Regions from separate parts of the Homo sapiens genome. Here region 1 is linked to region 2. The links are chromatin loops, found by intact Hi-C in ENCODE. Cell type or tissue: dorsolateral prefrontal cortex. All regions are shown on one strand.

The links. Peaks named below come from ENCODE experiments on the same cell type or tissue, not always from the same donor. Only the 100,000 strongest peaks of a DNase experiment are listed, where the experiment ranks them.
Region 1: it touches region 2 in a loop (4-fold over the local background); 4 of 110 quality-filtered maps call a loop at or near these places.

Annotation. Positions count from the first base shown.
Region 1 is chr1:66,155,099-66,159,098 of GRCh38, forward strand. The region is part of intron 3 of PDE4B (phosphodiesterase 4B); the gene reads left to right. Among named protein-coding and RNA genes, the nearest start is that of PDE4B-AS1, 110 kb to the left of the region's middle. In dorsolateral prefrontal cortex, no CTCF peak of the experiment used is centred here; no DNase peak of the experiment used is centred here; H3K27ac peaks cover 4,000 bases.
Region 2 is chr1:65,990,413-65,994,412 of GRCh38, forward strand. All of the region lies in intron 3 of PDE4B (phosphodiesterase 4B), which reads left to right. Among named protein-coding and RNA genes, the nearest start is that of PDE4B-AS1, 58 kb to the right of the region's middle. In dorsolateral prefrontal cortex, a CTCF peak has its summit at 2,232; DNase peaks (open chromatin) are centred at 2,259 and 2,701; H3K4me3 peaks cover 3,462 bases; H3K27ac peaks cover 4,000 bases.

The DNA.
Region 1 (4,000 bases), 160 kb after region 2:
TGCCTGGGAAACAGGAGTGAAACTCTGTCTCTGGAAAAAAAGAAAGTTACATATAGATTGGAGCTGAAATCAAGATGGAAGCCAAGGTGCCTTTGGAGTCAGCTATTTTCTGTTTTTCTCTCATTAGCTGAATGAGCTCTTTCTTCTGCTCTCCTTCCCTCCACAGACTCATTCCATTTTCCTCTTGCTCCTCTTTCCCTATATGTCTCTTCTCTTTCCTCGTGTCTTCTGCCTACCTACAATTTCTGCTCCCTCACAACTTCACAGGACCCATCATGGCTGCCCCAGACACTCACTGCCTCATGATTTCAGATTCAAAAATATATGCCTCCACGTAGATACCCCATGGTTCATACTTATTTTAATCTTTCCAGAAATATGTTCTTAAAATTAATTTTTAGCAAGGTCAATCAATAAATTGGTTCATTTGCCCTAACATAATCTAGAGCTGATTTTATATTGTTACCTATCATTTGTAACCACTAGATTATTTATTTTTTATATATACATATTTATATATACATGTGTATATATCTATATATACACATATATGCTATATATAGTACCTATAGAATGCCAAGATTTGTGCTAGGTACTGGCAATACCATCATGAGAAAACACAAATCTGCCCTAGTGATATTAATTTCTAACTGATTACTTTCCTTCTAACTTGCCCTCATCTAATCTAACTTCAAATGAGTTCTCTTTCCAACACATGAATCAAACCATGATATTCCCTGCTTAAAATCATTACTGACATTTATCATCTAAATTCACATAAGGATGTTTTACTACCTGCTTCTGTTTTTATTTCTGACCCCTGCCTGATTTCTTGTACTTTATGCTTCTACAAAACCAATGTTAATCCATGCCCTTGACTTGGCACATGACAGAATCAGGAGAAGTAGAAAAGGGATGAAGTAAAGATAAACTTGAGAGACAGGTTGATTCAGTGTCTAAATGTTATTATCCTAACTAAAGTGTAAATATCACAAAACCTAATATTACCTTAATATAGTAAACATTTGATATATTTTTGTTAGAGTGGATTAAAAAGTGGCATTTGTGGTTTTATCTGGCTTCAGATTCATTAGGAATGAGTGAGTGAAAGGAACCTAAAAGGGTGAGTTCATTGGTACATGAACAATTTAATCCTTTTTCGGTCTCAATAGCTATTATTGTGGCTAACAAAGCAACTCTTATAAGTTGCACACAAACAAGAAGTAGGAGAGTGTTTATGATGTCATCATAAATATTTATAATAGGGACATGATACAATGTTTTGTGAGACATTGTTGAGAAAGGTTAGACAGTGAATGCTCATTTAGATCAAAATCAAACACCTGACACTTGTTGAGCATTTTTTAATTTACAAAGTATACTCACATTTATTATCCTATTTAAACTCAATTTTTCAATCTACATTGGACCATTATCTTCACTGGGTAAGCATTCTCTAATATCTCCATCCTTAGACTCCACATTCCCCATCAGAAAAAAAAAACAAACAAACCTGTATATCTTCTTTCTTTTACAGCAAAGCCCAAGAGTTGTCTATGTTCATTATCTTGACTTTCTCACCTAACATTCTTGCGTCAGTCAAGTCAGATCTGGTTTTTGTTCCCACAACTTCACTGAAATTGCTTTTATCAAGGTCATTAGGAATGCCCATCGTGTCTATTCACTCTCTCCTCCTGGAAACACTCTTCTTCACTTGGCTTCAGACACAGTATATTTCACTGGTTTCCCACCTACCTCACTGGGTTTTGCTCCTCCACACTTTTAATGGTCCCGCTCCTCAGTTATTGTCTCTCTTACTCCCAAGGTGATCTCAACCAGACCCTAGTTTTCAACATGATTTGAAAGCTGATGGCTCCCAATTTCTATCTTCAACCCAGTTCTCTCCCTTGAGCTCTAAACTTGTGTAGCCAACAGCCTTCTTAACTCTCTTTAGATAGGCATCTCAAACTTACAATCCTAAAACTGAACCCTGGAGGACCCTGCTGTAATGCCAGTGCTCCCCTTCTCAGCAAGTGGTGCTAAATTCATGCACAGATGCCGCCCTAGCTGAAAATGTAGATGTCATCCCTAAGTCCTCTCTTTTCTCATTCGCAGCATCTTGTCTGTCCACACGTCCCTAGAATCTGACTAGTTATTACTACCTACACCTCTGCCAACCTAGAGAAAGCCACCTTTATTGTCACTTAGACTTCTGGAACAGCTTTTTAACTTGGTTCTTCACTTCCTTTCTAGCTCCTTTTGCAGTGCAGCCAAAGTGATACTTTCAAATGATCCAGTGGTATTCCCTTTACATTCTGATGAAAACCCAGTTTTTTCTAGAACTTATAGACCTTCATGACCTGGGCCCTACCTTTCTGTTCAAACTTAGTTCTACCTTAAGGTATTTGCATTTACTGGCTCTGTCTAGAATTTTCCTCTACCAGACCTTCTCATAATTCATTCCCTCAACTCCTTCTGATTCTACTCAAAGGTAATCTCTCTTCCTCATCCTACAGCTTTTTGTCCCTTAACCCTCTTTATTTTCCTTATTCCCTTACTGGTCAATATAGTATATATTTGCTTAATTATTTATGATCTCTCTTTCTCTCAGTGGAATATAATTCCAAGAGGTTTGTTTTCTCCTGTATTCCCAACATCTAGAACAGTGCTATAATATTGTAGGTGTCCAACAAATAGATATTGAATGAAAGAATGAGATTTAAATATAAACCTTTTAACTAGAAGTCAAGTGTTTTTTTTTCATGATCAAAGCCCATGTAAAAAGTGATCATCTTTTCATATTTTTTGATATCTCTAGCATATTCTGAGGAAGTATTTTGAGAACATGATTTCAGATTCTTTTGGATAAATGGAGATACATGATATTAGAGCACTTGTGTAATTGCAGTTTGTGTTGATGAGGTATGGGTTTATGATAGAGACATCAGCATCATCTCCATTGGTACAGAAGCATTTCACACTAATATTCTACTGCATAGATTGAGGCATAATTCCAACAGTGGCAGGAGAATTGCCCTAAAAATATAGGAATTCACAAATTTTAAACTTTTGACCCAGTGAAACTTAAAAGGGCAGCAGAGAAAACACAATGGTATTACACCAAACTTAAAAGCTACTGCACAGCAACAGAAACAATCAAGAGTGAGGAGATAACCTATAGGATGAGAAAAGGTAACTTGCAAACTGTGCACCTGACAAGGGGTTAATATCCAGCAAAAGAACAAGCAATGCTATTTCAAAATGGGCAAAAGACCTGAATAGACATGTAAATGAGTGACAGGTATGTCAAAAAAATATTCAACATCACTAATTGTCAGGGAAATGCAAATCAAAACCACACTCCAGTAGAGAAAGGGGAACTCATATACTGTTGGTAAGAATGTAAATTAGTACAGCCATTCTGGAAAATAGTAAAGAGTTTCCTCAAAAAACTAAAACTAGAAGTACCATATTATCCAGCAATCCCACTACTAGTTATATATTCAAAGAAAATCAGTATGTCAAAGAGATATTGTCACTCCCATGTTTATTGCCGCATTATTCACAATAGCCAAAATACGGAATCAAACTAAGTGCCTATCAGTGGGTAAATGAATACAGCAAACATGGCATATATACACAACGGAATACTATCCAATCATAACACAAAATGAAATCCTGTCATTTGTGGCAACGTGGTTGAACTTGGAGGACATTATGTTAAGTGAAATAAGCTAGGCACAGAAAGACAAATACTGCATGATCTCACTCATTTGTGGAATCTAAAAAAGATGATCTCATAAAAGTAGAGATTAGAATAGTGGTTACCAGATGCTGAGAAGGGTAGTGGGTAAAGGAAGATGGAGAGAAGTTAGCAAAAGGGTACAAACTTACAGTTAGGAAGAACAAGTTCTGATGTTCTATTACACAATAAGGTGACACGTAATAAAAATGTATTGTATATTTCAAGATAGCTACGAGAGAGAATTTTGAAAGTTAT
Region 2 (4,000 bases):
CAAATTGCTGGGGTTTTTTTTGCCAATACATCACTATGAATAATGGCAAAATCACATATTTTCATGTCCCAGTTTTAAATCATATTATTGCTGGAGGAAAGTCCCAGCTTTGTTTTCATAATTCAGCAAATAATAGGTAGCTTATAGCCATATTTTCTCCTGTGACATTACTAATAGTTTGTCTTCTCAAATAGGGCAGTTAAAATATCTTTAGATATTAAAACATGCATTAGAGCCTACTTGAACAAAATTACAATTTTGTAATTGAATTAAAGATCATTCCATTGGGAATCAAAAAACCTGGGTTTTAGTTTTAGCTCTAACATCAGCAGCTAATATGATTTTAGGTAAGTTGCTTAAATTCTCTAGCTCTGTTACCTTGTCTTTGGAATGAGAAGCTGAACAAGGTGATTACTAGGATTCAGTGCAAATCTAAAATTCTATAACTGTGCTTTTGTTCATAATATATTTTAGTTAATTATTGAAATGTTCTGCTTTCCAGAGTAGTACCGTAAACCAGTAATTTAAACCCTTCCTACTATGTTTCAACCACTTTCCCAAGGGCTGGTATGGGTCTTACTTGCTCCTACATGTAGGAGTTAGTCTGCTCTTATTTAGTCCTTTAGATATTTAGCACATTTTAGCCTGAATATCTGACACAGATGAATGATTTTTTTTTTTTTTTGAGACAAAGGCACACTGTCACCAAGGCTGGAGTGCAGTGGCGTGATCTTGGCTCACTGCAACCTCCACCTGCTTGGTTCAAGTGATTCTCGTGCCTCATCCTCCTGAGTAGCTGGGATTACAGGTGTGTGCCGTCAAGCCTGGGTAATTTTTGTATTTTTTTAAGGAGAGACGAGGTTTCCCCATGTTGGCCAGACTGGTCTCAAACTCCTGGCCTCAACTGATCCGCCTGCCTCGGCCTCCCAAAGTGTTGGGATTACAGGCATGAGCCACCACGCTCAGCCCAAATGATTTTATAAGCGTAGAAGACATCTCTCACATCTTAGTGGGAGAATTAAATGTCTCTCTTTTTCACTGAAGTCTTACCGAGAATCATTTCTTTTCTGTCACTCTTGCTGATCTTGCTGATGAGCCCTAGTTCTGCTTTGTCAAACTTATTTGAGATCAGGCTGGCCCTTGTGACAATCATTGCCGGTATAGACTTTTCATAACATCCAGAAACTTCAAGCACCACTATATTGTTTCTACTTCCTCATATGCCTTTTAAAGTATAGAAGCTGTATTCCAATATATATCTACATGTTAGGTTACAGTGATCTGCTTTTGGACTTGAGGCATTTTTTGGACTCGCCTGTCCGTAAGTCTCACTTGCATTCTTTGTGAACAAAGAATACACCCACTCTCAAATGTATATGCCCACACACAAGCATACAGTATCTTGTACACCTATCTGCACACACACAAACACATGCATAGTGCTTGACTTTGGACTCTGTGCTTTAACTGAGAGTATTCATTTTTCCTGGTTGTTACCTTCATTCCAGTTTTGTGAGCTTTGCTGTCAAAGTGGCTGTGCATCTAGCATAGAGTGGCTGCTGTTGGCAACCCATGAACAATGAGCTTAAACAGAAGAATGAGGGTAATGTTTATTGTAATAAAGATTGGGCATTAAATTCCTTGGGGGAATGAACCAAATCCAATGTTTTCCTGTTCGCTGACATTTTTTATATTGATGCTGTTTTGGATCTTCTGGAGAAGGGAGGAAAAAAAAACTTCAGCAAATCAGCTCTTTCATTCAAAAATGGAATTCAGAAGGCTATTTTAGCTAGCTTTTTTTGACAATCCTGGATTTAATCAGTTTTTACTGTGATGAAGACAGTTAGCCTCACAAATTTTGTGGAAATCTAAAGCGATGAAGGGTGTTGTTAAGGGGGAAACAGAGTGCAATTGTTTAAATAATCCTGGGCCAATAGCATTTGGTAGGTGGAGTTACTGTTGTGTGCATTACAGAGCAAGATAATTCTGAATGAAGACTTTAAACATTACACATGCTGGACGGATTCTGGGTCTGCTCTTTGTGCAAACAAAACAAGTGACTAGGTTTTGCTTACTATCCATTAGTGAATGCAGCTTGTTTAATAAGATTTTTTTTAAAAAAATGCATGTAAAGGATTTATCAAAAGCCTTTATGAATATTTCATGAGTTGATATATTCAGCTGAATGAATTCAGTGAGTGTCAGTGTGTAGCTTGCAGACAAACCTCATCCACAAGGAGGCTACTGACATTGGAAGCACTTTGGCGCATTTTCAGAGGCAAAGCCAGCCTGATAAAGCTCCTTGTGACAGCCTGACTTGCTATTCTTCGAGTATGCTGCTCTTGCTCTAAGACGCTCATACATTGGAGTCACAGCTTCGTAAATTAAACTGGAAATAGTTTGCAGACTTATCAGTCTTCTGACCTGCAGCAGTGTCTCTGCTATGTTTGAGATTTTTGTTTTGGATGGTGAAAGCTAGCACTCCTTACAAGACATGACAGCAAAAGATTCTTCAAAGGAACTTACTGCTTCTGAACCTGAGGTTTGCATAAAGACTTTCAAGGAGCAAATGCATTTAGAACTTGAGCTTCCGAGATTACCAGGAAACAGACCTACATCTCCTAAAATTTCTCCACGCAGTTCACCAAGGAACTCACCATGCTTTTTCAGAAAGTTGCTGGTGAATAAAAGCATTCGGCAGCGTCGTCGCTTCACTGTGGCTCATACATGGTAAGATAAGACTTGGAGGTATCTACAGTGCTTTTCAGATTCTCGCATTAGCACCAGTGATCTAGCAGTGTAGAAAATGGAACATTTGAGTTTTGTTCCTAAAACATACTGCAAGTGTGAAATGAATGGAGACCAGGTCAGATGAAGAGTACATAAATGCACTGTGTGCTAAATTGTCATTGTGCTACTAGCTTTTTCCAGATAAAATATGCTTTTAACTGTAGAGTCTTTAAAATTACTGCTTATCAGAATACATAGCTAATTCTAGGTAAGTCGAGTAATAAATGAATTTTTAAAGTCAGTTTTTTGTTTCATATCTGTTGAGGTGGTAGGTGACTTTTTTGTTTTGTGATTGTTAGTGATTTTAAAAAAATAATTTTGGGACATGAATAAGTGTTTTAATCTTAGTTCTAACTTATTTTTAAGATAATGTATAAAGTCTAACTTAATGTATTGTACCATCATGTTTATAGCATATAAACCAGTGAGTTTTTGATTTATTGACTTATCTTTACAATACTTAAGGAAAGGGAAAACTAAGTTCCCACTTCTGAAATTGCATGGTCAGTTACTTTAATTTTTGATTCCAAAATGCTGTTATCTTTAAGAGCTTCTTTTTTTAAAAAAATGGACTTTAAAATTTATAGCTATTTTTTAAATACCCAGCAAATAAATTCAAGAACCCTCTGTAAAACTTGCACTGAGCCTGCCACCTTTAATATACATGTTTACAAGGTATGTAAATATAGTAGGGTAACGTCCTTAAACAGTATAATGATGAAATGTAAGGAAAAAACACGATGAAATTAAATCACTTTTACTGTGAAAGCCAGGCCACTTCAGATTTTTTTGGAGGCTATATTTTCTTTCAGATTAAGGTACCTTTAAAAATTGAGTAGCTGTACCTTAGTTTTTTCTAGCAGGGACCATAGCAATATAGGGAGCATGTACATTTTAAAGGCAATTCTAACACAGTGATTTTGTGACTACATGCTGGGTTGCCAATCAACATTATAAATTGAGGAGATCTGATTTTTAAAAATTAATATTCACTTGAATTATTTTCTACTTATCTAAAATGTTTGTCTGCTTAATCTACTGTATAGTGCATTGGCAAATTAAAGTTACGCCTAGAAATATATAGCTTGCCTTTGATAGATACCACATGCTTAGCCAACACATACTTTGCCTGGCATATATGATGTGCTTATTCTTGCTTTCTGACAATGGACTGTTCATATAATGGCTTTATTGCAGATTTTCTTTGGTC